Linked DNA regions of Homo sapiens: region 1 is linked to region 2. A link is a loop called in an ENCODE intact Hi-C map of the cell type or tissue named here. Cell type or tissue: Panc1. All regions are shown on one strand. Each heading gives the region's core, and the rest is flanking DNA. Links, peaks and the distances in the headings are about the cores only. Region 1 has its middle 50 kb from the start of ZNF780A. Region 2 holds the start of TTC9B (tetratricopeptide repeat domain 9B).

What was found. A loop is a pair of places that touch in the nucleus more often than their neighbours do. Peaks named below come from ENCODE experiments on the same cell type or tissue, not always from the same donor. Only the 100,000 strongest peaks of a DNase experiment are listed, where the experiment ranks them.
Region 1: it touches region 2 in a loop (7-fold over the local background); 96 of 110 quality-filtered maps call a loop at or near these places.

What each region holds. Positions count from the first base shown.
Region 1 is chr19:40,132,589-40,149,572 of GRCh38, reverse strand. No RefSeq gene overlaps it. Among named protein-coding and RNA genes, the nearest start is that of ZNF780A, 50 kb to the right of the region's middle. RefSeq lists enhancers at 1,577-1,871, 4,251-4,300, 4,921-5,070. In Panc1, for the core only: no CTCF peak of the experiment used is centred there; a DNase peak (open chromatin) is centred at 9,542; H3K27me3 peaks cover 3,142 bases.
Region 2 is chr19:40,214,744-40,229,771 of GRCh38, reverse strand. TTC9B (tetratricopeptide repeat domain 9B) reads left to right here and starts at 11,388. Exons shown (of 3, transcript NM_152479.6): 1 at 11,388-11,817; 2 at 12,403-12,585; 3 at 13,500-13,714. The coding sequence starts at 11,391. The coding sequence ends at 13,609. CCNP (cyclin P) reads left to right here and starts at 3,083. Exons shown (of 5, transcript NM_024877.4): 1 at 3,083-3,397; 2 at 4,961-5,050; 3 at 5,129-5,284; 4 at 6,226-6,384; 5 at 6,469-7,564. The coding sequence starts at 3,131. The coding sequence ends at 6,720. It overlaps MAP3K10 (mitogen-activated protein kinase kinase kinase 10), which reads right to left. Exons shown (of 10, transcript NM_002446.4): 10 at 14,197-14,802. The coding sequence ends at 14,480. RefSeq lists enhancers at 2,696-3,249, 4,754-5,953, 9,152-10,351, 11,930-12,520 and a silencer at 3,276-3,395. In Panc1, for the core only: no CTCF peak of the experiment used is centred there; DNase peaks (open chromatin) are centred at 7,731, 9,741, 10,971 and 12,151; H3K4me3 peaks cover 2,396 bases; H3K27ac peaks cover 276 bases; H3K27me3 peaks cover 1,744 bases.

The DNA of each region.
Region 1 (16,984 bases), core at 5,473-13,472, 81 kb after region 2:
AGGAGTTGGAAACCAGCCTGGGCAACATGGTGAGACCCTGTCTCTACAAAAATTACAACAATTAGCTGGGTGCGGTGATGCGCCCCTGTAGTCCCAGCTATTTGGGAGGCTGAGGTGGGAGGATCACTTAAGCCCAGGAGGTCGAGGCTGCAGTGAGCCATAATTGCGCCACTGCACTGTAGCCTGGATGACAGAGTGAGACCCTGTATGAAAAAATAAAAACAAACAACAACAACAACAACAAAAGTGCACAGACAGTTCTGGGTCAGATCTTGGCACACAGTATTATCGGGATGTGATTACTATTAGGGATTGTTTTTATTTTCTGAAAATTTTCTTTTTTCTCTTTTAGTTTGAGACTGTTTTACTCTGTTGCCCAGGCTGGACTGCAGTGGCATGATCTCGGCTCACTACAACCTCCACCTCCTGGGTTCAAGCGATTCTCCTGCCTCAGCTTCCCGAGTAGCTGGGATACAGCTGCGTGCTACCACGCCCGGCCAAGTTTTGTTTTTTTTGAGACAGAGTCTTGCTCTGTTGTCCAGGCTAGAGTGTGGTGACGTGATCTCGGCTCACTGCAACCTCCACCTCCCAGGTTCAAGCAATTCTGCTTTAGCCCCCTGACTAGATGGGATTACAGGCACCTGCCACCATGCCCGGCTAATTTTTTGTATTTTTAGTAGAGACAGGGTTTCACCATGTTGGCCAGGCTGGTCTTGAACTCCTGACCTCAAATGATTAACCTGCCTTGGCCTCCCAAAGTGCTGGAATTACAGGTGTGAGCCACTGCACCCTGTACCTCCACCACCTCCTGAGTACCTAGGACTACAGGAGCGTGCCACTACACCTGGCTATTTTTTTAATTTTCAATTTTTTTTTTTTTTGTAGAGAAGGGGATCTCACTATGTTGCCCAGGCTGGTCTCAAACTCCTGGTCTCAAGCCCCTCAGACTTCTGCCTCGGCTTCCCAAAGTGCTGGGGTTACCGGCTGGGATTTCAGAGCCCTGAAACATCCTTATAACAATATTATTGACTTATGATTATAAAAGTAATTCATGGTAGTTGTTGAACATTTGGAAACTACGCACCAAACAAAAACAAAAAACACCCAAGTGGAAAATAAAAATCATTGTTAATTTCATTCCGATTGAGACGAATTTAGTATGTCCAAGAAAAATGAGAATGAAAGATGACGGGGGATATCCCAGGATCCACAGAGCTGTGTCGTTGATCCCAGACTGTACTGTTTATGGGGTGGATCCTGCCAGCGTCCCTGTGGGGGCAGCCTTCACAAAGAGCAGGGCGCTGTGCTCTCCCTCCCACCCCACTCCCTATGCGTGGAAGGGCTGAAGGATGGGTTTCCCACAAGAGAGCAGCTACTCCTTCGGGAGGGTAGGAATCGGGGCGCGGGGAGAACGCAGCAAGCCCACGCTCCCTCCCAGACCTTGCCAGCTCTGCCTTGAAGTCTCCTCGGACTCCTCCAAACCTCTGCAGACTCCGAAGGTGTTGGTCGTTGGCCGAAGGGCGGAGGTGTAATTCTTCCAATCCTACCCTGTGCCAGGGCTCTGCGCCTGGGCGGAAGTGTAATTCTTCCAATCTCACCCTGCGCTGGGGCTCTGCGAAGCCCTGACCCTAGTCACCAAGGGTTTCCCACCAGTCCCAGGCAGCCCTGCAGGAGTCAGTTTTATAAGACCTAGACCCACAAGAGACGTCCTCCAAGCCCGCCTGTTAAAGGAGTCACTGTTTCTGAAGAGCCAGCTCTCAGTGATTTCACATCTGGGAGGCTCCAGGGTTTCAGGAAGTGTGAGTCATGATAGAAAGTTTGTGCAGATCTAAATTATACCGAGAAAGACAAGAATAAGACTGGGCATGCTTCCCTAATTTTTTTTTTTAAATCAGGGTGAGGTGGGGGCCCTGTGCCTTAAACTGGGGTTGTATAGGTTGTGCACTGCACAAATTTGTTTGACCCAGGAGGCATGTGGAGGCTGAAATGCAACCTGTGCCCTTTCACCAGCCACACATCCTGGTGTGGAGCTGTGTCTACCCAGAGGAAGGGAGGACAGCCTTTTCCTAATTTGCACAAAGGCATGTAACAGGGGAGCTCAAGGGTCCTGAACTGGCAGTTCCAGTAGCCTTCTCTGACTTCTGGCTGGACCTACGTCCTAAGTAGCACCCATAGGTCCACGTAAGGTCTGAGACCTGAAGAAATAAAACAGCCAACAGAATGGAATCAGACCACACTTTGAGACTGTGGTAGGCTGAATAATGTGGCCTCCAAAGTTTCCATGTCCTGGCTGGGTGCAGTGTCTCATGCCTGTAATGCCAGCAGTTGGGAGGTCGAGGTGGGAGAATCACTTGAGTCCAGGAGTTCAAGAGCAGCCTGGGCAACATAGTGAGATCCTGTCTCTACTAAATAAATAAATAAGTCATGTGTGGTGGCACGCATCTATGGTCTCAGCTACTTGGGAGGCTGAAGTGGGAGGATCACTTGAGCTTGGGAGTTTGAGGCTGCTGTGAACTGTGACCGCACCACTGCACTCCAGCCTGGGCAACAGAGGGAAACCCTGTCTCAAAAACAAAACACAACAAAAAAGTTTGGGCACGGTGACTCACACCTGTAAGCCCAGCACTTTGGGAGGCCGAGGCAGGCGGATCACCTGAGGTCAGGATTTCGAGACCAGCCTGGCCAACATGGTAAAACCCCATCTGTACTAAAAATACAAAAATTAGTCAGGCATGGTGGTGGGTGCCTGTAGTCCCAGCTACTTGGGAGGCTGAGGCACGAGAATTGCTTGAATCCGGGAGGAGGAGTTTGCAGTGAGCTGAAATTGCACCACTGCACTCCACCCTGGGCAGCAGAGTGAGACTCAGTCTCAAAAAAAACATGGCTGGGCACAGTGGCTCATGCCTGTAATCCCAGCATTTTGGGAGACCGAGGCAGACTTGAGGTCAGGAGTTTGAGACCAGCCTAGTCAACATGGTAAAACCCCATCTCTACTAAAAAACAAAAATTAGCTGGGTGTGGTGGCAGGTTCCTATAATTCCAGCTACTTGGGAGTCTGAGGCATGAGAATCCCTTGAACCCAGAGGTGGAGGTTGCAGTGAGCTGAGATTGTGCCACTGAGCTCCAGCCTGGGTGACAGGGGGAGACTTCATCTCAAACAACAACAACAACAAACAACAACAACAACAACAACAAAACAAAACCAAAAAACAAAAGAAAAGAAAAAGTTTCTCTTGCCCCACAAGGCTTGGCTAAGTATTAATAATAATTAAGAAGGTTTATACATCCTAATCCCTAGAACCTGTGAACGTTCCCTTATATGGCAAAATGGACTCTCAGATGTGATTAAGTTTGTTCAGTTGGGGAAATGATCCTGGGTTACCTGGGTGGGTCCTGAATAGAATCACAAAGATCCTTACAAGAGGGACACAGGAGAAGTTGGTCAGAGGGATGTCGATGTGACAATGGAAGCAAACATTAGAGGGATGCGGGTTTGTTTGTTTGTTTGTTTTTTGAGACGAAGTGCAGTGGTGTGATCTCAGCTCTTTGCAACCTCCGCCTCCTGGGTTCAAGCAATTCTCCTGCCTCAACCTCCTGAGTAGCTGGGATTGCAGGTGCTCACCATTACGTCTGGCTAATTTTTATATTTTTAGTGGAGATGGGGTTTTGTCATGTTGGCTAGGCTGGTCTTGAACTCCTGACCTCAGGTGATCCACCCGCCTTGGTCTTCCTAAGTGCTGGAATTACAGGCATGAGCCACCTCACCCAGCCGAGGGCCACTTTTGGAGAAGGAGGAGGGGGCCACGAGCCAGGGGATACGGGTGGCTAAAAAGACAAGGACATAAGGTCTTCCCTCAGTGCCTCCAGAAAGAATCAGCCCTGCCAACCACTTGACTTTAGCCCAGGGAAGCTGATTGCTGGCTTCTGACCTCCAGAACTGTAAGAGAATAAATCTGTGTTATTTCCTTTCTTTTCTCTTTCTTGTTTGCTTGCCCAGGGAAGCTGATTGTTGGCTTCTGACCTCCAGAACAGTAAGAGAATAAACTTCCTAACTTCCTTCCTTCCTTCCTTCCTTCCTTCCTTCCTTCCTTCCTTCCTTCCTTCCTCTCTTTCTCTCTCTCTCTCTCATTCTTTCTTTCGTCTCAAATCCCTGGGCTCAAGTGATCCACCCACCTCAGCCTCCCAAAGTGCTGGGATTATAGGTGCGAGCCACCTTGCCCAGCCAATCTGTGTTGATTTGGGGTTTGTGGGAGTTTTGCAGCATGGCCACTCAGTATGGAGTGCTTGGATCTGAGCTTCTCTGGTCCCTTGGCCTAGTAAGGCTCAAGATAGCTTTGCCCTGTCCTAAGTGTCTTACTTCTGTTAAAACAGTTTATTCTCATGACAACCTCTAGGAGGTAGGCATTGTCATATCTCAGTTTTATGTGTGTGGTCACAGAATCAGAGAGGTTAAGTGATTTGATTAAGGTCACGCAGCTAGTAAGTGAGGGAGCCAGAATATAAATCTAGACCATTTGAATCTGGATCAGAAGTTCTCCACGTTTGATCTCACTATAATCTTGTAAGTGAGCCGGGTGTGAAGGCTCACCTGGTACCTGTAATCCCAGCACCTTGGGAGGCCAAGGCAGGAGGATCACTTGAGCCCAGGAGTTCAAGGTTGCAGTGAGCCGAGATCACACCACTGCACTTCAGCCTGGCCAACAGAGTGAGACCCTGTCTTTAAAAAAAAAAAAAAAAAAAAAAAAAAAGGCCAGGCTTGGTGGCTCACGCCTGTAATCCCAGCACTTTGGGAGGCTGAGGTGGGTGGATCAACTAGGTCAGGAGTTTGAGACCAGCCTGGCAAACATGGTGAAACCCCGTCTCTACTAAAAATAAAAATTAGCCGGGCATGGTGGCATGTGCCTGTAATCCCATCTACTTGGGAGGATGAGGCTGGATAATTGCTTGAACCTGGGAGGTGGAGGTTGTAGTGAGCCGAGATCAAGCCACTGCACTCTAGCCTGGGTGACAGAGCAAGACTCCATCTCGGGAAAAAAAAAAAAAAATTCTTGCAAGTGGAGAGAGAATTGCAACCTTTGTGGCACCTTTAGACACTTCCAAAGCGTTTGTGTTTCATAGAGAATGCTTTTCTTTTTGATGTAAGTCTATTTCTTAACACATTAGAAAGAAAGAGAGTTTCCCGTGGAGGAGCTTTGTCATTGTCAGGAAATGCTGCATTTCAAGTGGTTTCACAGCTAGCATAACGTTGTAAAAGCAAAAATATATTCAAATTTATTTGACATTGCAGAGGCCCAAAATGGTGCTGATCAAGATGTCTGGTACAGTTCTTTTCACAGGGTGCTCTGATTTCATCAGCCAGCATTCCTAATTTAAAATAAGGAAAACAAAGGCAAAGTCCCCAGCTTCCCAAATCTGTACGATTATTCCTTTGTTTTCAATTCTGTGATGGAGATGATTTTTTTTTTCCCCTGAAGAAACGCAGATCTCCTTATTGGTGGATCTTTTTCTCTGCAAGAGGCTTTGCTTCTAATTTATTAGGTATTGATTCATATAATAAAAATCTTCCTTTTAAAAAACAAAGTACTACATTTCTTTGTTAAAAAAAAAAAAAAAACCCCAGGAAGTTCTTAAAATAGGAGTTCCTGAAATTCAGCGAAACACACAAATTGTGTTATTTTAAGGCAAGCCACTTGTAACCACATGTAAGTCAAGAAATAGAATTTGCCAGCTGTTCATAAGCCTCTCCACGTGCCCTAGCCCAGGCGCCCAGGCCCAGCCCCTCCCTTCTCTCTACCAAAATTAACCCTCAGCCTGACTTTTTTTTTTTTTTTTTTTTAAGATAGAGTCTCACTCTGTCATCCAGGCTGGAGTGAGGTGGCATGAGCTCGGCTCACTGCTACCTCCACTTCCCAGGTTCAAGTGATTCTCATGCCTCAGCCTCACCAGTAGCGAGATTACAGATGTGCACCACCACACTCAGGTAATTTTTTTGTATTTTTAGTAGAGATGGGGTTTCGCCATGTTGACCAGGCTGATCTTGAATTCCTGACCTCAGGTGATCCGCCCGCCTGGACCTCCCAAAGTGCTGGGATTACAGGCGTGAGCCACCGTGCCTGGCCAGCCTGACTTTTATAGCAATCATCTCTGTGTTTCTTTATAGTAATTAGTTATCCAAATGTGTGTCCATAGTTTAGTTTTGCCCTTTACAACTTCTAAAATGTTATTATTATGCCTCTTTTTTCTTATTCAGAGAATGTTGAATTCTCAAAGAAAAAAAGAGAATTTTGAATTGTAGTGACATCAGCATACGTTTTGAAGTATGTGAATATATATGCATATCTGAATATATATGTGCATATATAAAATTTTAAAATATCAATACTATCACTAGTAATATGATGACTAAATATAGTTTAAGATTTTCTTATGGTGCTTTTTTTTCCAGGAGGATATACCCCATTAGGGATTTATGTCAAATTAATATATCTTAAATTACTTTAAGACATTGTTTTAGCCTGGGCAACATAATGAGACCCCATCTCTATAAAAAGTAAAAAATTAGCTGGGCGTGGTCACACACGTCTGCAGTCCCAGCTACTCTGGAGGTTGAGGTGGGAGGATCGCTTGAGCCCAGGAAGTGGAGGCTGCAGTGAGCTGTGATCATACCACTGCACTCCATCCTGGGTGACAGAACAAGACCCTGTCTCAAGAAAACAAAAAACCAAAACCATTGTTTTGTGGGTGATTGAGTCCCAATCGCAAAAATTGTTTTGACATTCCATTTACTTGGAAAATATAAACCAATGAACATATGTATTCATTTTCCTCTCTATTGAGCAAAAGGTACATCCTGTTCATACCAATTTGCACCTTGGTTTTTTCACTTAACTACATCTTGGAGGTGACTATATATGTGTGTACACATGGGCCGGGTGTGGTGGCTCACGCCTGTAATCCCAGGACCTTTGGGAGGCTGAGGTGGGCGGATCACTTGAGGTCAGGAGTTCAAGACCAGCCTGGTAAAAATGACAAAACCCCATCTTTACTAAAAATACAAAAATTAGCAGGGCGTCATGGTACGTGCCTGTAGTCCCAGCTACTAGGGAGGTTGAGGCAGGAGAATGGCTTGTATCCTGGGAGGTGCAAGTTACAGTGAGCTGAGATCGTGCCATTGCACTCCAGCCTGGGCGGCAGAGCAAGACTGTCTCAAAACAAAACAAAACAAACAAATAGTCAAAAAAACAAAACAAAAAAACACGTGTGTACACACTTGTACATACACACACATCACATATATATGTAATCTTAATATATCTTATTTTCACAGCTGTACAGTGCTCTGTATTTGTGGATATAGCATAGTTGAATTAAGCAGCACCCTCTTCATGGCTATTGCAATAGTTTCCAGTTTTTTGCTATCATGCGTAGGGCTCCAGTGAAGAGGCACGTTCATATGAAGTTTCCTATTTCTGTCTGTGTCTTTGGACCTAATTCCTAGAAGTAGGATTGCTGAGTCAAAGGGCAAATTCACTAGATATTGCCAAATTCTCCTCCATGGAGGTTTTATCTTTTTATATTCCATCAGTAAAATGGAAGAGTCCCTGTTTCCCCACAGCGTTGCCAACAAGAGGGCTGTCCAACATTTGGATTTTTGCTAATCTGTTAGGTGAGAAATAGGATCTCAGGGCAGTTTTAATTGTGTTTCTTTTATTATGAGTGAGGCTGAGCTTTAGTTTATTTTTTATTTTTTGAGACAGGCTCTTGCTTTGCCAGTCAGGCTGGAGTGGAGTGGCACAATCTCGGCTGGCTCATTGCCACCTTCGTCTCCCAGGCTCAAGCGATTCTCCTGCCTCAGCCTCCTGAGTAGCTGGGATTACAGGTGCATGCCACCATGCCTGGCTGCACCATGTTGCCTGGCTGCAACATGGCATGCACCATGCCATGTTGGCCAGGCTGGTCTTGAACTCCTGACCTCAGGTGATCTGCTTGCCTCAGCCTCTCAAAATTCTGGGATTACAGGTGTGATATTTTATTTTTTATTTTTTGAGACAGGGTCTTACTCGGTCACACAGGCTGGAGTGCAGTGGTGCAATCATAGCTCACTGCAGCCTTGAACTCCTGGGCTCCAGCAGTCCTCCCATCCTCCCACCTCAGCATCCCGAGTAGCTGGGATCACAGGTGTGTGCCACCACACTCAGCTAATTTATTTTATTTTATTTAGAGACAAGGTCTTGTCATCTTGCTCAGGCTGGTCTTAAACTCCTGGGATCAATCAATCCCCTCACCTTCCCTTCGAAAGTACTGGGATTACAGGGATGAGCCACTGTGTCTGGCTATTTTTATAAATTTAGGTGGCATTTGCATTTTTTAACGTGAACTCTCTGTTTATGTATCTTGCCCGCTTTCAATAGGTTTCTTGTTTTTTTTCCCTTAATTTTTAGACACTTTATATTTTAGGGATTTTAACTCTTTCTCTTCTGTGATATAAGTGGTAAATATTTTTCTTATTTTGTCATCTGTAGTTTTTGGTTGTGTATGGCTTATTTTGTGGCCACGCAAAAGGTTTTTGTTTTTTTTTTGTTTGGTCATTTAACAAAATTCTCTTTTATGGCTTCTGGATCTTGAGTAATAGTTTGGAAAATTTACACCCTCCCCGGTAATGAGGGAACTCACCAGTGTTTTATTATCTGTGAGGCTGTGTTTTTTCATTTAGATCTTTGATATGTTTAGGATTTAATCTGGTATATGGGGTGGGAAATGCATTCAAGCTTCTTTGTTTTCACGTGGTCATCTAGTTGTTTCTACACTACTAAATTAAAACCTTTTCTAAAGTCCCTTCCTGAATTAGAAATTACTATATCATCATATAAATCTCCATCAGCAATTGCTTCTGTCTTTGGATTTTCTAACCTTCTTTTGATCTGTCTGCTTATTTATGCATCAGTAACACATTTTAAAATATTGTTTTTATTTACTTTTTTTTTTTTAGCCCCAACCATGGCAAGGGCACATATTGTTTTATTTTTATTGTATTATTTTTATTATTTTTAATTTTTCTGATACGGAGTTTTGTTCTTGTCACCCAGGCTGGAGTGCAATGGTGCAAACTCAGCTCACTGCAACCTCTGCCTCCCGGGTTCAAGGGATTCTCCTGCCTCAGCCTCTCGAGTAGCAGGGATTACAGGTGCCCACCACCATGCCCAGTTAATTTTTGTATTTTTAGTAGAGATGGGGTTTCATCATGTTGTCCAGGATGGTCTCAAACTCCTGACCTCAGGTGATCCACCCGCCTCAGCCTCCCAAAGTGCTGGGATTATAGGCATGAGCTACCACGCCTGGCCACTTATATCGTTTTAAGTATTTGGTAGAGCTACTGCCTAAGTTGGTGGCAGCCACGGCTGCTACTGCTTCTTTCTAGCTCTGGGGCAAAAAAAGAAAACACACACACACACACACACACAAACACACACACAAAACCCTTGATGATATCTGTATTGGGATTGCAATAAATTTGTAAACAAACTCAGAGGCAATTGAGTTCATGATGCTGGCAGCCTGCTTCTATCCTTGGAATTCTGGTGCCATCTAGTCGTCATTATGTGCAACAACAACTTTCTGAATTTCAAAAAGAAAATCTGGGAGGTAAAAGCAGTAAACATTTATTGTCTCACACACTTTTTGTGGGTCAAGTATTTGAGAGCAGCTTATCCACATGGTTCTGGTTCGAAGGCACTGGCCTGGGGTTCAGTCATCAGAAGGGTTTAAAGGAACTGGAGAATGCCCTTCCAAGGGGGCTCACTCACACTCCTCTGGGTCCACTTGCTCTAGGGGAAGCTAGGCCACATGATGGGGACTGTGGGGAGGGCCAGATGGTGAGCAAGTTAACGCAGAGAGTGAGGTGGAAGCTGTAATGCTAGATAATTTTAGACTTGCAGAAAAGTGCAGATAGTACAGAGAGGTCCCACATATCTCTCATCCTGCTCCCCCTATTGTTATTAGCATAGCACAATGATCAAAACTAGGAAATTAACATTGGTATCACAGTATCAACTAAACTACCAATCTTATTTGAATGTTAACACTTTTTCTATTGATGTCCTTTTTTTTTCCTTTTTTCTGTTCCAGACTCCCATATTGTGTTCAGTTGTTGTGTCTCTTCTAGACAGGAACATTTCCTCTGTATTTGCTTGTGTTTCATGACTTTGACACTTTGCTTTTTTAAGAGGTAGGGTCTCTTTCTGTCGCCCAGGCTGGAGTGCAGTGGTGCGATCATAGCTCACTGCAACCTTCAACTCCTGGACTCAGAGGATCCTCCTGCCTCAGCCTCTTGAGTAGCTAGGACTACAGCCACATGCCATGGTGCCCGGCTAATTTTTTTTGTCAGGATGGGGTCTCACTGTGTTGCACATGCTGATCTTGAATTATTGGCCTCAAGCAATCCTCCTGCCTCAACCTCTCAAAGCTTTGGGATTATAGGTGTGAGCCACCATGCCCAACTGACTTTGACACTTTTGAATGGTACTGATCAGTTAGTTTATAGGATATTCCTCAATTTGGGCTTGTCTGACATTTTCTCATGACTGGACTAAAGTTATGAGTTTTTGCCAAGAACGCCACAGAAATGATGTTGTGTCCTTCTCAGTGCATGATATCAGGAGGCACCTGATGTCAGTGTATCTTATTGCTGGTGATGCTGACCTTGATCACTTAAATTGCTGTATGCTGCACATCTCCACTGTAAAGTTACTATTTTCCCCTTGGTAATTAAAAACTATCTTGAAGGAGATTTTTTGAGACTATACAAGTCTTTTTCCTTCTCAAACTTTTGCCCACAAATTTTAGCATCCATTGGTGGATCTTGTCTGCAACAGTTATTGCTGTGACATTTGACTAATGGTAATTTTTCATATTCCTTTCTCCTTTTACATTTATAAATTGTAAATCTACTGAAAGATAGAACCATCCCTTCTCCTCATGTATTTATTTTTTTATTTCGATCCATGCAGAAGTGTGATTTATTTATTTATTTATTATTTTTCAGGTGGAGTCTTACTCTGTCACCCAGGCTGGAGTGTAGTGTTGTGATCTCTGCTCACTGCAACCTCTGCCTCCTGGGTTCAAGTGATTCTCATGCCTCAGCCTCCTGAGTAGCTGGGATTACAGGTGTGTGCCACCACACCTGGCTAATTTTTTTTTTTTTTTTTTTTTTTTAGTACAGACAGGGTTTCACCATGTTGGCCAGGCAGGTCTCAAACTCCTGATCTCAAGTGATCCACCCGCTTTGGCCTCCCAAAGTGCTGGGATTACAGGTGTGAGTCACTGCACCCGGCCGAGAAGTGTGGATATTTATTTTATTCTATGGATTAAAACCTGATATTGAGAGACTTACATTTCGACAGTCTGCTGGGTATGAAATGGTATGCCGTTGTGGGTTTTCCCCTTCTCTTTGTGGAGAACAGAGTCTTGCTATGTTGCCCAGGTGGGTCTTGAACTCCTGGGCTCAAGCGATCCTCCCACCTCGGCCTCCCTAAGTGTTGGGATTACTGGTGTGAGCCACCGTACCTGGCCTCATTGTGTGTTAATTAGAATATTCTGAATACTGATGAGTTTGGGCATCTTTGGCCTTTCCTACTGTGGCCTCTATGAAGTGCTTTTAAAAAATCCTGCTCTTGCCTCTCCAGGTCAGGATGTTAGGCTCACTGGACAGAGAAGAGTCTATTTTTTTGGGAAGTTGGCATGAAATACTTTAAGAACCTGTTAATAAGGTAAATGCAACTTCTAGGCTTTGCATAACCGTCTATATGCTGTTGAGGGCTGTTGTTGTTTGAGTTCTCTGGAAGCAGACACTAAGATGCAGTTTGGGGTGCAAGAGACTTATTAGGGGTTGACGCCTGTGGAAGGGAGAGGGGAGCCAGGGTTGAGCAGATGGAGAATTTGAATTAGACGTGGCACAACCTTGGCCATGGTCAACCCTGCAAGAGCTCTGCAGCATAGATAGCTGCTGTGGTCTCAATGTGTCCCCCACAATTCGTGTGTTGGAACCTTAATCTCCAATCCAACAGTGTTGGGAGGTGAGACTTTTGGGGTGTGTTTAGGTCATGAAGGCTCCACCTTCGTGAATGGATTAATGGTATTATAAAAGGGCTTGATGAAGGGAGTTTATCCTTTTTTGCCCTCCGCCTTCTACCAGTGTTACTCCCCTCTGGAGGACACAGTGTTCAAGGCACCATCTTGGAAGCACAGATAAGACCCTCATTAGACACTGAGTCTGCTAGCGCCTTGATCTTGGACTTCTCAGCCTCCAGAACCATGAGAAAATAAATGTCTGTTCTTTGTAAATTACCCAGTCTCAGGTATTCTGTTTTAGCCGTACAAATTTATGAAGAGAATAGCTTATTAGACTTGTTATCTGTTTGGCTCAGATTGCTGGGCCTTATATTCCTTACTGGGGCTTTCCCCGGAGAGGTGTGCATTTGGTCAAGGCAGCTCTCTGCAATTGAGGCTGGTCCTGAAGGACTTGACAGCAGAAAGTTGTCTGCTGACAGCACTCCCAGTGGCTGAAGCAGCAAATCCTGCTTGGAAGAGGGATCTGGACAGGGTATCTCTGTATCCACCGTTAGTCTCAAACTTATATTGGCACTGCAAACCTCTCCTCTGAATTCTGCACTTGAATGTTTAATGGGCTCTCAAATTACTTGTATCCAAAGCTGAGATCCTGATCTTCCGTCCCAAACCTGCTTATCCCGCAGGCTTCCCCGTCTCAGTTAACAGCACCTGCATCTTTCCCTTTGCTTAGGCTGAAATCTTTGGAGTCATCTTTGACAGACTCCTCTCTTTCTTCCGTATGTCATGTCTGATATGTCGGCAAATCCCATTGGCTTTATCTGTGAAGTATTCCACATGCTAACACCTGGGCCAGGACACAGATCACCTCTTCCCTGGGATATTGCAATAGTTTTCTAACTGGACTCTCTGCTTCTATCCCTTCCCTGCGAAGTCATTCTCCTGTCGAAATGCAAATCAGATCCTGTTTCTTCTCTGCTTATTACTGGCAGTGGCTTCACAGTCACTACGAGTAAAACCTTCACAGCCGGCAGCGTGGCTTCTTCTCTCCTCTTTGACCTCTGCCTTGTCCTTACATCTTCTCTCTCTTATAAGGACCCGGTGATTAGATTGGGCACACTAGATAATTCGGGATAATCTCTCCATCTCAAGATCCTTAATTTCGGCCAGTCCAGTGGCTCATGCCTGTAGTCCCAGCACTTTGGGAGGCCAAGGTGGGTAAATTGCTGAGCCTGGGAGGTCGAGGCTGCAGTGAACCAGGATGGTACCACTGCACTTCAGCCTGGGTGACAAAGCAAGACTTTGTCTCAAAAAAAAAAAAAAAAATCCTTAGCTTCATATGTGCAACATCCCTATTGCCATGTAAGGGAAACTGCAGTATATTCCCAGGTTCTGGGGGTTAGGATGTGAACATCTTTGGGGACCGTTATTCAGCCTACCCCAGAGGTTGAGTGTGGACTTCTTGGCAAAAAATTCACCTTGTCTTGTGCATCCTTCAGACCCTCCAAGATACAGTATAGTATGGTTAAAAATGTGAACTGGCTGAATTCAAATCCTGGCTTTGACAAGAATCCATTCTTTTCTGTCCTGCAATCATGTCGCCATATCTCAATAAAGGATCAATAAATTCCTCAGTGATATTTCATTGCTATGCTTACCCCTTGTTATAGAGTGCTAAGACTATAAATTTACGCAGCCACTCAGAAAAGAAAGCTTGGTGTCTAAAGTACTCTCTGATGAAAAATGTAATAGACAAATACTACTGCACAGGGGTACATCAACTCACCTTCAGAAAGGGGATTGGGTCCATAAATAATTTTAAAGTTCCAACTTTTGGCCCTGGGGGAGCAATCTTTGCATGAAAATTTTTGCAAGTTACAGTCCTATGGTGCTTTGCCTTCTCTACATTATAATGGTGCTATATTCAAGATCCAGAACCAACCACATCTGCCACGTGTATCTGAGAGTTTGTGGGGAAATCACTTCTCTTTACTTTTCTGATTAAATTCCCAGCCACACAAATCTTGCCAGTCATGGTAGAGAAATATTGGACCATTAAAGACCAGGTTAAAATGCTAAATACTTCAAAGTTCTCTGATAAAACAAAACAAACAAAAAAACCAAAAACCAATATGGTTTTTTCTATCCTTCCTTTCTTTTTTTGTAGGAGTGAGAACCAGTACTGCAGTAAACATTTTCTTAATTCCAAATGATTTAATGATCTGGATGGTATATTTTTGGTCGCTTATCTCTTCCTTATTCTGGGTTTTGTAGGTTTGTTTTTTTTTTTTCCTATATCAGGGATCATAATCCATTTCTTTTGACCATGGGTCTTGGGGTAATTACTTTACAGCTTGGGAATTTAGTTAATCTGAGCAGAGCTCTGGGTCTTCTTTTCTTAATCTTCATAATCTTTCCTAACATGGGCCCTGACATCCAACAGCCTGTTAATTCTAAGGTAATAACTCCTTTTTAGGTAGCTTCTAAGTTCCTGCTTTAAATCCCATTTAATTGGACAAGATGTTGTAAATTCACTTACTTCTTTGTAACAGACACACAACAGAAGCTGAATCAGGCTGATTAAAAATACAAAGAGTTTATTTTTTTTAAAAGAGCTCCTTAACAAACCATTGAGAGTCTAAGCCCCCCAGAACAATGTTCAAAACATGACAATGAAATGGTCTGATGAGCCAGGTGCAGTGGCTCAAGCCTATAATCCCAGCACTTTGGGAGGTCGAGGCGAGTGGATCACCTGAGGTCGGGAGTTCCAGACCAGCCTGGCCAACATGGCGAAACCTCGTCTCCACTAAAAATACAAAATTAGCCAGGTGTGGTGGTGTGCGCCTATAGTCCCAGCTACTCAGGAGGCTGAGGCAGCAGAATCGCTTAAAGGTGGGAGGTGGAGGTTTCAGTGAGCTGAGATCACGCCCCTGCACTCTAGCCTGGGTGACAGTGAGACTCTGTCTCAAAAATAAAATAAAATAAAATAGTGAATTCTCTAAACACAAAAAGGTGTCCATGTGCTAAGTACCCCTCCACCCCCTGCGCAAAAGAGAGACATATCTATACATTTTATTTAAGGCTGTCTCTTTTGGAAGATCTATAATTAAGATGATAAAGTCTTTCACAGGAAATATCCAGGGCAACTGCATGCATGCAATTATAATTAATGACAGAATAGTCTCTTGCATTTCTAATCAATCAATTAATTATGTATTCAGCACCCTGGCGTCAGGACTAGTTATAGAAGTGGTGACTATAGCAGCCACTTTTTTATATTTGCTAATTGCTTATTTTTAAAAATAAATTTTTTATTTATTTCTTTATTTTGAGACCAGGTCTTGCTATTTTGCTCAGGCTGTTCTTGAACTTGGGCTCAAGTGATCCTCCTGCCTTTTATGTAGGTGGGGATTACAGGTGCGTGCCACCACATCCCGCTACTAATTATTTCTTTAACACATTTCTGCGGCCTTTTATGAAGACCTCTGATGGAAATATGGCTGAATTGACAGTAGATTTTTTTTTCATCTGGACAAAGATCAAGTGCAATTACTGCAGTTGTGCCAACAAAGAGCGTTCTCCATCCTTTCCCTCTGTGTCTTTAGCTCTTTGGTTAAAAACCTGGGTTGGCTGGAATCCCCCATTCTAAAGAGCAAGTGAGGAGCAAATAGATTGATCTCTGCCACCTGTTTTTCATTTTCCCTCCTAGGTCCACCCTTTACCTTTCTCCACTCTACTATGTGCCCAGGAGGCTGGCCTGTGTAGATTACATCAGTGGACTCACCTCTTGGCTTTGGATGAGGTCAGTGAATGGGAGGCTTCAGCAGAGGATGAAAGGGTAGTTGCAATGATGTCAGAGCATTCATTCCTCCAGCCCCTCTCTGCCAGGCTGTCTTGGGTCTTGCTGTATCCTGGGCTTTGGTAACCATTTTCTCCTCAACTCCTTCTGGTCTAGGAGGAGGGGCAATGGCTATCGGTGCTGCTAGCTTCAAATAGTTTGCTATCCCTTGTTGGTTTCCCTTAACCCTGTCCATACATTTCTGTAAATACTCTCTTTATTAAATTATTCTTGCTGGGCATGGTGGCTCATGCCTGTAATCCTAGCACTTTGGGAGACTGAGGCAGTCAGATCACTTGAGGTCAGGAGTTCGAGACCAGCCTGGCCAACATGGCGAAACCTCATCTCTACTAAAAATACCAAGATTAGCTGGATGTGGTGGCAGGTGCCTGTAGTCCCAGATACTCGGGAGGCTGGGGTGAGAGAATCGCTTGAACCTGGGAGGCGGAGATTGCAGTGAGCCAAGATTGCGCCACTGCACTTCAGCCTGGGTGACAGAGTGAGACCCCGTCTCAAAAAATTTTTTTTAAATAAATAAAAATTAGAAAAAAATAAATAAATTATTCTTCATTTCCCCTTTGAAGGTGCATCCCCAGTAAACTATCGCAAGAACAAAAAACCAAACACCGCATATTCTCACTCATAGGTGGGAATTGAACAATGAGAACACATGGACACAGGAAGGGGAACATCACACTCTGGGGACTGTTGTGGGGTGGGGTCGGGGGGAGGGATAGCACTGGGAGATATACCTAATGCTAGATGACGAGTTAGTGGGTGCAGTGCACCAGCATGTCACATGTATACATATGTAACTAACCTGCACATTGTGCACATGTACCCTAAAACTTAAAGTATAATAATAAAAAAAAAACTACAATCCTCAAAAAACAAAAAAAAAGAAGGTGCATCTCGGTTTTGTCAAAATTCTCACCAATAGAAACACCAATATGACCCAAGTAAATGTCCATTCTTTTAAATATGAATTAATTCGATAAGCATTTATCAGTATTTATACAAAAAATGTTGAATCATGTCAATAGAGAATATTTACCTTGGCATTTTCCCATTTAAACAGATTCT
Region 2 (15,028 bases), core at 4,599-12,598:
AGGCAAACACTGCTGATGAATCACCTTCACAGTGTCCCTTTAATGTGATAGAATGGCACTTTCCCTCTGATCCTCCTCTTGCAGACACACACCACCTCACTGAGAGGAAGCAGACATCAGACAGATCTCAGTTGAGGGATTTGTCTGCCAAGGTGGTTAATCAGAAAATTCTGAGAAAGTGACACATCCAAGATCAACCAAAAGAGTCATGGTGACTAAATGTAATGTTTCCTGAAATAGAAAAAGAACGTAGGGAAAAAGGAAGGCTTGAATAAAGCATGGACTTAATAGATGAATATTGGTCTAACGGATTGTGACAAATGGGGCACACTAATATGAGATGTTCATTGGGGAAATTGGGTGTGGGGTAGGTGGGAACTGTCAATCTATTCAAAAAAGTTATGTAGAAGAATTACAAAATATACCCTTCGCCAGGTTCGTCATAGCATTTTACTTAAAACGGACAAAAATGGGATCAGAATGTTAAATTCACCCCTCCACCTCCCGCTCCACATTGTATACCTGTCCTAAAGAACATTCTGCTACATAACTGCTCTCCAGTTACCAAGGTCAGGAAGCTAACATTGAAACTGCTCTTCTGTACAGATTTTATAGTGTTCGCTAATGGTCACGCTTAATGTCCTTGTATGTTAAAAATTCCTAGCTAATGACCAGGCTCACATGTTGCATTCAGTTGGCAGGTGTGAAACTCACAGGGCAGTTATTTTGCAGTTATTTTCCCTCAACCAGGGTTGGTTGCCTCACTTTTTTTTTTTCTCTTTTTTTTAAGACGGAGTCTCACTCTATCGCCCAGGCTGGAGTGCCATGGTGCGATATTGGCTCTCTGCAACCTCTGCCTCCAGGGTTCAAGTGATTCTCCTGTCTCAGCCTCACCAGTAGCTGAGATTACAGGCACCCACCACCACACCCAGCTAATTTTTGTATTTTTAGTAGAGACAGGGTTTCACTATGTTGGCCAGGCTGGTCTCGAACTTACCTCAAGTGATCTGCCTGCCTCACCTTCCCAAAGTGCTGGGATTACAGGCGTGAGCCACTGCGCCTGGCCTAAAAGATATATATATATATATATATTTTTTTTTAAAGCTACTTACGTCTCTCCATTTGCCCGCAAGGAAATTCCTTGTGGACAGAAGACAGGCAGAGTTCAAAGTCATCCCTGTGCTCACATGAGACCAATGCATATCTGATGGCTTCCTCCGTCCTATTGTTTGACCCAGACTAGGCATGGATGGCTCTTCCTGTAAATTGTGCATTCAGTAAAAGGCTAATCAAACTCAAAAGAATGCAGCCGTTTGTCTCCTGTCTATGACCTGGAAGCCCCCTCCCCTGCTTCGAGTTGTCTTGCCTTTCCGGACCGAACCAATGTACAGCTTACACATATTGAGGACGTCTCATGTCTCCATAAAACGTATAAAACCAAGCTGTGCCCCGAATACCTCCTGAGGCCGTGTCACACGCACACCCTTAACTTTGGCAAAATAAGCTTTCTAAATTGATTGACACCTATCTCAGATACCTTTTGGTTTACACAGTTAATAAACATCTTGTGTAGAGACATTTTGTAGATATCCCGATTCCTATCAGATGTTCACCCACTAGTTTGAACATCTATTGATATTTCTTGCATGAAACGATGCTGTGGTGGTTGCCAAATAGGATTTTCCAACCTTCTACATTATTAGTTCGGCCAGTCATGGCGGCCCACACCTGTAATCCTAGCACTTTGGGAAGCCAAGGTGGGAGGATTCCTTGAACCCAGGAGTTCAAAACCAGCCTAGGCAACAAAGTGATACCCCAGTCTCTACAGAAAAATTTAAAAATTAGCCAAGCATGATGGCGCACACCTGTAGTCCTAGCTACTTGGGAGGCTGAGATGGGAGGATCACTTGAGCCTAGGAGGTTGAGGCTGCAGTGAGCCGTGTTCACACCACTGCACTCCAGCCTGGGTGACAGAGCGAGACCCTGTCTGAAAACAAAACACATTTATTAGTTCACTTTCTAAAGATTAGAAGAGCTTTTCTTTCCCACTGCCTGAGTTATATCAGAATAAACTTGTATTTTAATTTTATTCAGTGGTTTGTGATCTATGACTATCATCTTGATGCTCACATTTTCTAGATTTAGCTAGTGACTTCTGCATCTATGTGACTTGCCCTGCTGTTGGGACACTTTCTGCCACACAAAAATATTCCAGATCTTGTACCTTCTCTTGTATGACCCTGGGATCAGCCATTTCTCCAGGTAGCCCTGGTTCCTTTTAGTGGAGAATGGGATGTGGCGGCCAGGGTTTGGATGTTAGGGGTGCTTCTCACTATTGGGGTGTCGCTGCTCTTAAGCTCTCCCAGTGGATTAAGCTAGGAAATACATGTTTGCATACACACCACTTTTTAAAAAAAATTTTTTTTTTTTTGAGACGGAGTCTCGCTCTGTCGCCCAAGCTGGAGTACAGTGGCCCAATCTCGCTCACTGCAAGTTCCGCCTCCAGGGTTCATGCCATTCTCCTGCCTCAGCCTCCTGAGTAGCTGGGACTACAGGCTCCCGGCACCACGCCCAGCTAACTTTTTGTATTTTTAGTGGAGATGGGGTTTCACAGTGTTAGCCAGGATGGTCTCCATCTCCTGACCTCGTGATCCGCCCGCCTCGGCCTCCCAAAGTGCTGGGATTACAGGAGTGAGCCACCACACCCGGCCACACAACACTTAACTTCTATGTAAACAACCATGTGTTCACACAATTTTATCTCCAATTCCATTGCGACACCGACACCACAAGGGTCATTCTAACCTCCGATCTATGTTTGTACATCCATCCTCTGACGGTGCAAACCCTGATTCTACATTTTGAAATCATCCCGACTTTATGGTCAGGAAAGCGAGGCCCAGAGGGGCTGCTTCCGGGCAGCAGGATGAGGATCTGTCTCCAGCTGTCCGACCTTAGAGGGCTTCGAGAGGACAGAGCCAGCCTGCGGGGCACTCACCTTTGTGCACCTGCCCGGGCGAGGCGGGCTCAGTGCGCACGCGCCCAGGGGCCTTTAAAGCGCCCGCCGCGCGTCTCTTCCCCTAGCTGCAAGGGTCGGTGCTTGGCCTCGCCCGCAACACCCTCCTGGAGGATGCTGGTGAGAGGCAGGGACCAGGGGTCCGGCTCCCGGCTCGGGCCTATCGTTAGGCGCTGGGCCCCCAGGCCCTCTCCTTTGCAGAGTCTCGCTGCCTCCCTCGACGCAGAGCCTTCAAGCGCCGCAGTCCCCGACGGCTTCCCCGCGGGCCCCACTGTCTCCCCAAGACGCCTGGCGAGGCCGCCGGGGCTGGAGGAGGCGCTGAGCGCGCTGGGGCTGCAGGGAGAACGCGAGTACGCCGGGGACATCTTCGCCGAAGTCATGGTGAGCCTACCCGCCGCCTGCCCTGGTGAGGGCGACGCCGGCCCACCGCCCGGCACCCACTCAACACCACTCTGAACTCCCACCGCTCCAGCCTCTCCTCCCTATCACTGGCAGCCGGCGTTCCTTCCCTGCAACGTCCAGGCTTTTGTTTTGTTTTCACACAGCGCCGTTTCTACCGCTGGGAATGCCCTTTCCCACCGTCCCCGGGCTCTTTGCAGTCCCTCCTGGGGTGTTTATGGTCCCCTGTACTTGTCCTCCACATTTATTTGTTTAACAAATATTTAATGGTTTAGTAGCAAATGTTTTAGGTGCTGGAGATGCTGCAATGCTGGCCTCGTTCTGGGGAGATGAGCAAACACATAGAACAACTAGGGAAAGGCCACGCAAACCAAAACATTGGCCTCGCCAGCCTTCAGATATCCCTATGAGAGGGTTGCTGCGGAAGGAAGACTGAAGGGAGGAGTTTGTTGAACGTCTTGCCTGCGACTCTCCTGGGCCAGGATCTCTGTTAGGACCTGAGAGACACTTGTGTTGTGGGCAGAAGTCCCTGCCCTCGTGGGACTGGCAGCCTAGCGGCCAAATAGACAAAGCACACAGGGAGACATCTTCACAGTGAAAATGCTGAGACAAAGAGATAGTGATCGGGTGGTAGGAGTATAGACAAAGTCATGGAGATGTTAGCTGAATGACGGAAAGGTCGAGTAAGGGGCTGGGGAAGGACCCTCTCTGTAGAGGAAACAGGAAGTGCAAAGGGCCTGGGGTAGGAATGGGCTTGGTATAGTCTAGGAGCTAAAAAGAAGGCAGCTGTGGCTGACGCATGGGTTGTGGGGAGAGAGAGGGAAGAGGTGATGCTGGAGCAGAGCCTGAAAGAAATCAGAGTTTTCTCCAAGGGTACTGGGAGCCATGGAAGGGTTTTAAGCTGGGGAGTTCCTTGGTCAGATCTTTCTTTGGGAAGATGCTTCTGGGTGCTCTGAGGCAGAGGGGTTGAGGATTCGTGGTCAAGAGTTGAAGTCTGAGGCCGGGTGCAGTGGCTCATACCTGTAATCCCAGCACTTTGGGAGGCTGAGGTGGGCGGATCACCTGAGGTCAGGAGTTCAAGACCAGTCTGGTCAACATGGTGAAACCCCGTCTCTACAAAAATATAAAAATTAGCCGGGCATGGTGCCACATGCCTGTAATCCCAGCTACTAGGGAGGCTGAGGCGGGAGAATCGCTTGAACCCAGGAGGCGGATGTTGCAGTGAGCCAAGATTGCGCCATTGCACTCCAGCCTGGGCAACAGAGTGACTTTGTCTCAAAAAAAAAAAAAAAAAGTGAAGTCTGGGAACCTAGAGGGAGACGCCCAGGAGTCCACGTGGCGGAGAGGTGGGTATGGAGGCATCTGGAACGAAGCCCAGAGTTCTAGGTGAGGACACGTAAGAGGAGCTCATTTGGAGGCCAGTTTGGGTGTGGCATGCCTAAGATGTCCAACTGACTGGAGGAGGCTGCTGCATCCAGGGCTGGAGCTCAGGAGAAAGGCAGAGGCACAGGTGTGGAGAGTGAAGCGTCCCTGCCCCAACCCCAGGTGTGCCGCGTGCTGCCCCTGAGAGCCCTGCCCCGCGCTGTGACCCCGGAGATGCGCGCCCTGGTGGTAGACTGGCTGGTCCAGGTGCACGTAGGTATCTGGAAGGGTGTGGGGGGCTGAGTTTGCGTCGCCGCCCAGGACCCCGTGGTCACCCTTGCCCCTCCTCAGGAGTACCTGGGTCTGGCTGGTGACACACTTTATCTGGCGGTTCACCTGCTTGATTCCTACCTGAGCGCTGGCCGCGTGCGTCTACATCGCCTGCAGCTGCTGGGCGTGGCTTGCCTGTTTGTGGCGTGCAAAATGGAAGAGTGCGTGCTTCCCGAGGTACTTCCGGGGTGGGGTTTGGGAGGGTGGATGGAGTCCTTTGGGGAGTAACTGATTCAGTGACTACTGTGTGCCAAGCACCGTGCTGAGTCTGGGATTCCCAACATGTATGAGGGAGGGGCTGTCAATGTGTCCCTTAAACAGAAGAGGAGACCGAGGCTCAGAGAGAGGAAGACATTTGCCCCAAATCAAGCAGTTGGAACTTGGACTCAGTCTAGAATAGTCTGTCTTAAGGCTGGGGGTGGTGGCTCACGCCTGTAATCTCAGCACCTTGGAAGGCTGAAACCGGCAGATCACTTGAGATCAGGAGTTTGAGACCAGCCTGACCAACATGGTGAAACCCTGTCTCTACTAAAAATATAAAAATTAGCCAGGTGTGGTGGTGCACGCCTGTAGGCCCAGCTACTCAGGAGGCTGAAGTAGGATAATTGCTTGAACCCAGGAGGCGGAGGTTGCTGTGAGGTGAGATCGCGCTACTGCACTCCAAAAAAACAAACAACAACAACAAAAAAAAACAAAACAAATCACTTTGGGGAGCCAAGGTGACCTCGTCTCTAATTTAGAAAAGTAAATAAAAATAATATAAACTAGTCCATCTTGAATAGTTACCGTCAACATGCATGAATTCAGTGCCTTATCAGAACTGCCTGGTGAAGCAGGGAGTAGTATCTGTTTTACGGGGGGCGGGGGGTAGCTGAGGCAGAGAGCTTAAGTGAATGTCCTATGTCACACAGTGAGCAGATGATGGGGTTTGAACTCGAACCTAGGTCTTGAACCCAGGACCCTCAAGCCCGTGCTCTCTACGACTTCCAGACACAAGTCAATGGCCCCATTTTACACACCAGGAAACTGAGGTCCGGAACTTGGGGCCTTTCCAGGGCAGGGAGTAAAGAGCCCGGATCCAAGACTCCTTCACCTCCCCCCGCATCCCCCATCTGCAGCCCGCCTTCCTCTGCCTCCTGAGCGCGGACTCCTTCTCACGGGCGGAGCTGCTGCGCGCCGAGCGTCGCATCCTGAGCCGCCTGGATTTCCGGCTGCACCACCCCGGCCCGCTGCTGTGCCTCGGGCTGCTGGCCGCGCTGGCAGGGAGCAGCCCCCAGGTGAGCCCTTGTGAATACGCGGGGTGGGGGCGTGGCCGGCGCGAAGTGGGGCGTGGCCTGACAGTCGCCCCGCCTCACTTGCAGGTGATGTTACTTGCCACCTACTTCCTGGAGCTGTCTTTGCTGGAGGCCGAGGCGGCGGGATGGGAGCCGGGTCGTCGTGCGGCTGCGGCTCTGAGCCTGGCGCACCGCTTGCTCGACGGGGCGGGCTCCAGGCTCCAGCCAGAACTTTACAGGTGTAGTCTTGGCGGAGGAAGTGTATGGGGTCACCGCAGCTTCAGGGACTTACCTTCCTGGTCATTTTTACGGTCTCGGAGAATGAGAGACAATTATTGAGGAGGAGGTGGCACCTAGACTTGATTTTTCTGGGTGTGGGAGAGAATGGGGTGGGAGGACCCCATTAGTCCAGATCTGGGGTCTCTTAACCTTGCCCCAGAGTGGAAGATAGTCTCCCAGGCCCAGAAGATGCTCCTATTGCCTTCCAGGGCTGAGAACGAAGGATCACCCAGGCCTCGAGTCCTCCATCTCTGTATCTGGTGGTGGATGGGGTGTTCCTTTAGCTGCTAGGGCCGCTAACCATGCTACCAGGTGGCAGGGCGAACCATGGTTTCCCTCAGCCTGTGCACCCAGCATAGAGAGGATGGCTGCCCATCCTCAGCTCCCCTCCTTGCTTCCTCGAGTGTTCTGACTCCGCACTAGCCGCGCCCTGTAGGAAGAATAGGGTGTCCACCTCTCCCCGGTGCTCGCCTAGTCACTCCAGTTGAAGACGGGACGCGTGCCCGATCTCAAGAGAGCCCCCGACCCGTCCGTGGGGAACCACATCGACGCTTCTTCTCAGCCTCCAGTCTCCAGTTCCAAGGATGGGTCATCTCCAACCACTTGCCCTGCCTCAGTTTCTCCATCTCCCTGCTGCAGCCCCGAGGAACTGGGCACCCTCGAGCCGTGCATGGCCCGCGCTGCGCTCCGAGGTCCCGCGCCGGGTCGCGCCGCAGTCTTCCTCAAGTATGCGCGGCCCCAGCGCCAGGGGACCAGCCTTGCCGCCGCCTGCCTGCTCCGCCGCCTCCAGTCTGAGCCTCCCTGAGTACTGGGACTCAGTCACAAAAAAATCAACAACAAAAAACAAAACCCTCCCAGTGTGTGTCCGTCTCTCATCTCAATAAAAGAATTTATTTTATTCTGAGCGCTCTCTGCCCTCATTGGTCGAATTCCGGTCCCCTCTCGCTTTTGATTGGTCGCTTTCTAGGCCTCGCATCCCTCTGATTGGATGTGCTCACCACTTCCTTTAATGGTTGCTGGGAGATAAAATGCAAATTCTGAACTCCTCCACCAGGGGGCAATGGCGGGCTTCCCCAAGAGTCATTCAGCGGGATAAAACTGGGATCCCTTAAGGACTGGCAAAAAATCACAAGAGATGGGGACTGTGGGGGAGTTGAGAATGCCCATCCCGGTCAGAAGAAATGCTACCTCGATGTTGCCGGATTTTCAGATCTTATTCAAGTAAACCTGAGATTCTGCAATTCCATATCTGCGTTTAGATGTCAACTAATTCAGTCTTTCTGTTTTTGTTGTTGTTTTAGACGGAGTTTCGTTCTTGTTGCCCAGGCTGCTGGAGTGCAATGGCGCGGTCTCGGCTCACTGCAAACTCCGCCTCCCGGGTTCAAATGATTCTCTTGCCTCAGCTTCCCAAATAGCTGGGATTACAGGCTCCTGCCACCACGCCCGGCTAATTTTTGTATTTTTAGTAGAGACATGTTTCACCATGTTGGCCAGGCTGGTCTCGAACTCCTAACCTCAGGTGATCCTCCCGCCTCGGCCTCCCAAAGTGCTGGGATTACAGGCTTGAGCCACCGTACCCGGCCTAATTCAATATTTCTTAATGGTTGTACAAGCCCAACACATCACATATACTGGGCTATGAAGATAGGTTCTCCCAAGCCTGGAAGATGCTCTGCGAAGGTCATCAGTTTGTAGTAGTAAGTCCTGGATAGTAAGAGTTTTATCAATGGGGTCTGATATACTTAACCTGGGAAGTGCCCAGGTGTCAGTGGGGATAATTATGGTACCAACCTCCTGACACTGTGGTGAGGATGTGAGTTAAAATATACGTAAAGCAGCCAGGTGCGATGGCTCAAGTCTATAATCCCAGCACTCTGGGAGACCGAGGCGGGCGGATCACGAGGTCAGGAGTTTGGGACCGGCCTGGTCAACATAGTGAAACCCCGTCTCTACTAAAAATGCAACAAATTAGCTGGGTGTGGTGGCGGGCTTCTATAATCCGAGCTACTCAGGAGGCTGATGCAAGAAAATCGCTTGAACCCGGAAGGTGGATGTTGCCGTGAGCCGAGGTCACGTCATTGCACTCCAGCCCCGGCGACAGTGCAAGACTCCATCTCAAAATAAATAATAAAAAATAAATAAAAGGGAAAGCTCTTTATGACAATGTCTGACACCTAGGAGGTGTTGTAAAAGTGTTAGCATTGCATCCCAGCAGGACTGTGATTTTAGGTACAGTTGTCCTGTGCTACTGTGCCTGGGTACCTAGGCATTTACTTCGTCAGAAAACATGGTTATGAATCAACGGATCTCCTTTTTTTTTTATTTTTTTTTTTGAGACAGGGTCTCACTCTGTCATCATTCAGGTTGGAGTGCAGTGGTGTGATCTCAGCTCACTGCAACTTCCACCTCTTGGGTTCAAGCAATCCTCCCGCCTCAGCCTTCCAAGTGGTGCACGCCACCACCCCTGGCTAATTTTTTGTATTTTTGGTAGAGACAAGGTTTTGCCATGTTGCCCAGGCTGGTCTCGAACTCCTGAATTCAGGTGATCCACTTGCCCCGGCCTTCCAAAGTCCTGGGATTACAGGTGTGAGTCACTGCGCCCAGCCAGATCTCTGTGTTTTTCATTACAAAACAGACACACCGGAGGTAGGGAAAGGTGTGTGCACTGCTCAAGAACTCAAATTCATGAGTTTTACACTCCTAACTGAGCCTGGGTTTGGAGATGCAGAGAGGAAAATGTTTGCACCCCTGAGGTGTTCAAGGCTGGACCCCAGGGATAAGGGAGAAACTCACTCAGCAAAAGCGTTTTACAGCAAAGTACAATAAGAGATAGAGGCAGATGCTCTGGTTGAGATGGAAGGTGCTGAGTTCTGGTTTCTGTCTGTCACATGTGACCTGCCATGGGACCTCCAGCTAGAGGATGTGCTGTGGGGGTGGAGTTGGGGAGAGTGGGGAGGCCTGGGGCTGAGACCCAAGCTAGAGTCTCAGAGGAGGGGGAGGAGTAGTAATGCATAATGCCATTCACTCACACACTCATTCATTCAACAACTATATATGGATGCTGACTCAGAGCCAGGCACTCATGATCACATGACTCAGAGTCTAATGGACGATAAGAAACACCAGTTGTTAATTGCCCATTAATGTATGAAGCCCTGTGCTAAGTGCCTTACCTGCATAAGATAATTCAGTCTCTGCAACCGCTCTGAGGTTAACTTGCCTTCTATCCTCATGTCGCACAGACGAAGCCGAAGGAGGAGGATCGAGGAACTTGGCCCAGGTCCCACAGCTAAGGAGGCGGCAAAGGAGGACTGAAGGGCAGTTGACTCATTCATCCTCGATTTTTTTCTTGAAAGCCTCCTGCATGCTTCCTTTCCTGGGGACTTGTTTGCCCTCTCACTTGTTTTCCCCCATAGACAGCCGAGCTGGATGAGGGCAAGAAGGAGATCTCTCTTGTTTTTAGAGTTATTCCCTCCTCCAGGAAGACTTTATCACCACCTCAGCCCAGGGCAGGTACCTCCCACATCCCAGCCCCGACCCCTCTGCCTGTGCCTCTTCCACCTCGGCCCCGACCCCTCTGCCTGTGCTTCCCAGGCTAGCCTGCTCAGGGCTGTCACTGTCTGGTCACTGGTCTGTCTTCCCACTGAACTGGGGCCCAGTGAGAGTAGGGTCTGAAGCTCACGCAGTGTCTGCTATGTCCCAGCATCATCCAGCACAGAGCTGGGCACAGAAAGGATGTCAGTGAATATTTGTTTCATAAATTAACAGATGAATCCCAAAGGTGGTATTATTTTTAATTCCTTTCCTTTCCTTTTTTCTCTTTCCTCTTTCCCCTTTCCCCTTTCCTTTCCTTTCCTTTCCTTTCCTTTCCTTTCCTTTCCTTTCCTTTCCTTTCCTTTCCTTTCCTTTTTTGAGACGGCATCTCCCTCTGTCACCCAGGCTGGAGTGCAGTGGCACAATCTCGGCTCACTGCAACCTCTGCCTCCCAGGTTCAAGTGATTCTCCTGCCTCAGTCTCCCGAGTAGCTGGGACTACAGGTGCACGCCACCACACCAGGCTAATTTTTGTGTATATATACAAAAATTTTGTATATATTGTATATTAGTAGAGACGGAGTTTTGCCATATTGGCCAGGCTGGTCTCAAACTTCTGACCTCAAGCGATCCATCCACCTCGACCTCCCAAAGTGCTGGGATTACAGGCGTGAGCCACCTCGACTGGCCCTAAAGGTGATATTATTGTGCCATGTTACTGATGAGGATACAGAGTTCCAGGTAGTTTAAGCGAGCTGTCTAAGTCATACCACTAGTGAGAAAGTAAGCAGGGATTTGAATTTGGGAAGCTTGGGTCCAAATCCTGTGTTCTCATTCGATATGCCAAATGGCCAGTGGGCTGAGAGCCAGCTTTCCGTGAGGCTGATGTCTTCCTGCTCTTTCCCCCAGGCTCGTCCTTTCCTTCTAGAAATCTTCGGGAGCTTTGGGCACCGGGGAGGAGAGCAGGCAGGAGGTTGGGGAGGGTAAGGGGAATGGGAACAATTCGGGGGGCGGGCTGGAGAACTAGGACTTGGTTAATTTGAGAGTGAGCATGGGGGAAGTCTCGAGGGGTTTCCCTAGACCCATAGGGGGCAGCCGGAGTCGGCTGCCGGAGGTGAGGGGGCGGAGAAAGGGTGGGGACCAGCCCCGCGGGGGGCGATGCGGTAGCTGCAGCGGCGGCGGCAGGAGTTTCCCACAATGCAGCGCGGCGCGCTGTCCCCGGTGCTGATGCTCAGCGCTGCCCCGGAGCCTCCGCCGCGCCCGCCTCCCGCCCTCTCCCCACCGGGCTCGGGCCCAGGCTCGGGCTCCCGCCATGGCTCGGCTCGTCCCGGTCCTACCCCAGAGCCGTCGGGGAGCCTGGGCGCGGCGCTCGACAGCAGCCTGCGTGCCGCCGTGGCGTTCAAGGCAGAGGGCCAGCGCTGCTATCGAGAGAAGAAGTTCCGGGAGGCCATCGGCAAGTACCACCGAGCGCTGCTGCAGCTGAAGGCGGCGCAGGGGGCCCGCCCTAGCGGCCTGCCCGCCCCCGCCCCCGGGCCCACCAGCAGCCCCGGGCCGGCGCGCCTCAGCGAGGAGCAGCGGCGCCTGGTGGAGAGCACGGAGGTGGAGTGTTACGACTCCCTCACGGGTACGCCGTCGGGGGGTGGGGGGATGGGGCACGAGGGGAGGGGGCAATCGGGAGAGCTTGGCGACTTGGGGGCCAGGGGCCCTGGGGCTGAAGGGTCCAGGGCTGTGGGCTTCTGGGGGAGCCTTCAGAGCTTGATCAAGGAAAGGGATTAGGGGTAGGGGATGACAGGGGTCTGTGGCTGGAGGGAGCTGGGATGCAGGAAATGGTCTTTGGGTCGGGTATTCAGGGCCTCGCTTCCCCTGAGTCATTCTTTCCACCCCCTGGCCGCACGTGGACCCAAGGTGAGGAAGTCTGCCCTGAGCCAGGCTCTCGAGGTCCCGGCCCTCGCCCCCGCGCGGGGCCTTAGTGCTCTTGCCCACCGACAGCTCTGGGTGGATCGCCCAGTGGCGCCTGTCCGTGTTTTGGCGCCCCCTAGCAGCGGCGCAGTTGCGCCTGTTTCGATAGGCGAGCGGATTGGCGCCCCTGGTTGCCGGAGCAATCCCTTAGGCCTGGTTCCCTGCCGCCTGGAGCCTCGGCTCCTCGCAGTCAGGTGGGTTCTGGGGGTGCCAGCAGGCTCTGAGAGTGCCGGCCGCGGGGCCCTCGCAGCTTGCCTGCTGCAGTCGGAGCTGGTAAACTACGAGCGCGTGCGCGAGTACTGTCTCAAGGTACTGGAGAAGCAGCAGGGCAACTTCAAGGCCACCTACCGTGCCGGCATTGCCTTCTACCACCTGGGCGACTACGCACGCGCGCTGCGCTACCTGCAGGAGGCCCGCAGCCGGGAACCCACAGGTGAGTGGCGGGGCGGGGCAGAGGTGAGGGCTGGGCCCAGGGCGGGGAAAGGGGCTGCAGCGGAGGGAACAGGCAGGAAGATCAGGGCAGAATAGCAGAGCCCTCCTCCCGCGGAGCTGCTTCTAGGTAGGGCTGCGCCACCCACCTACTCCCTACACGCCCACTCATCCATTCATCCACCCCGCCCTTCACCCGCCATTCAAACATCCGTCCACCTATCGCTCCTCTGACATCTCCCCGGCCATTTCTCATCTACCGTCATTGCCACATCTGATATCTCCTATTCACCTGCTCAGTCACTTCCCTATCCACCCACTGTCATCTCCATTACCCCGTCCCACCCCTGCCTACCGCACACACTCATTCCTCCACTCACCCATTCACGCACACCTATTCATTCACTTCCTGCACCATCCACTCATCCACTCGGGTGGACGATGCCAGGAAATTGGGGTGTGTGTGTGTGTGCGTGCATGTGTGCACTTACACACATGAGTGCAGGAGGGCAGACACAACACTCAGTTTTGTATTAAGAGCCAATGAAGAAGGAAGAGGGATTACAACAGGTGCAGGGTTGTGGGAGCCGAGACGAGATTAGTTTTCCTGTTAAGTGGCTCGGAGAGAACAGACTTCTTGCAGATGTCGCTGGAGGATGAGAAGTGTGACGGGAGCCTCTGCGAAGAGGCATTCCTGGCAGAGGGTGCCGCAAATACAGGCGCACAGAGGTGTGCGATGGCTCCGCTGTGACTGGGGACTGCCGACTGTGACTGGGGCTTTGGGGAAGGGCTCTGGCTCTACTGGCTGTGTGAGCGAGCTGCTGGATACTTCGGAGAATGGGGTGTGAGCCAGGGAGGTGTGGAAGTCACCTGCTGCCCCGGGACACCCAGATGATGCCCTGCCCACCTCCCCTGCAGACACCAATGTGCTCCGCTACATCCAGCTGACTCAGCTGAAGATGAATCGTTGCAGCCTCCAGCGGGAAGACAGTGGGGCTGGGTCCCAGACTCGGGATGTAATTGGCTGAGGCCAATCCAGGGGGACCTCTCTATCCCTCGCCCTCCCACCTCACCATGTAACTTCCCCCGACTCATGTGTTTGTTGGTAAAACACTTGTCACTGGTGATCATAACTTGTGTGGTGTTCTTGGGGGGACCAGGGAGGGCCTCATCCCTTGGACCTTAGAAACCCAGAGAAGCCCAGGGAGGGTGTGTGGGGTCGGGGGGAATGTTCCACTGGGATGACCCAGCATCAGGGCCTGGGCCAGGGAAAGAAACAGTCTAGGCCAGGCGCAGTGGCTCACGCCTGTAATCCCAGCATTTTGGGAGGCCGAGATGGGTGGATCACTTGAGGTCAGGAGTTTGAGAGCAGCCTGGTCGACATGGTGAAACCCTGTCTCTACCAAAAATACAAAAATTATCTGGGTGTGGTGGCGGGAGCCTGTAGTCCCAGCTACTCATGAGGCTGAGGCAGAAGAATCACTTGAACCCAGGAGGCGGAGGTTGCAGTGAGCTGAGATGGTGCCACTGCACTCCAGCCTGGGCAACAGAGCAAGACTCTGTCTCCAAAAAAAAAAAAAAAAAAAAAAGGAAAAAGGAACACAATCAAGTGCGGTAGGGGGCAGGGGTTACCTTTAATGCTCCATTTTGTGCCAAATCCCCCATGATGCCCTGTCCCTGAGTATCCCTGCCCACCCTCCCCCCAGTGCAGGGTGGGCACAGGGCTCCACCCCCTGGGGTACAAAGGAATAAGTTAAGTGTCCCCCCCCTCCCTCCTTCCCCAATAAATAGAGTGAACATCCTGCCCAGGGCCTCCCCCACCTTGTGGCATGGCGGGCTGGGGCAGGGCCTGGGGCGCTACATTCATGGCTGCCCAGGCGGGCGGTGGTGGGCAGGCCTTAGTGGGAGCCGTGGGCCCCGCACAGGGGCACTGTGCTGTCTTGGTTCTGCCCCTCCATGTCCATGTCCAGCAGTGTGGGCTGCACGCTGGGGGGCCCAGGGCTCTCCGGAGTGTCTGGCCTGCTGGGAGGCGAGATGGTGAGTGTCCGGCCGAAGGAGACCAGTTTCCAGGGGTCCAAGCGGGGGCGACTGGCAGCCGGCCGAGGTCTCGGGGCAAAGGTCAGGGTGGTGGGGCGGCCTGGGAACTCAGGGGGCCGGCGGCGGGCTGGGAACAGGGCCTGGGGGTCGGGCAGGCGGGGGAAGTCCAGAAGGTCACGAGGGCCTGGTAAGAGAGGTTCAGAGGAGGTGAGTGGGGTGGGGCAGAGGGTGGCATTAAAAAGCCCAGAGCTGTTACATGAAAAGCACAAGTTCTGGTTTCTCTCGAGAAATCCGTGGATCTTGCTGCATCCAGTTTCCATCTGTAGTGTGGCAGTGCTGGGACCTTGACCTAGACTGGGACCACTCCCAGCTGCTTGCTCCTCTGGGTGGACCCTGGCATGTTCCTCAAC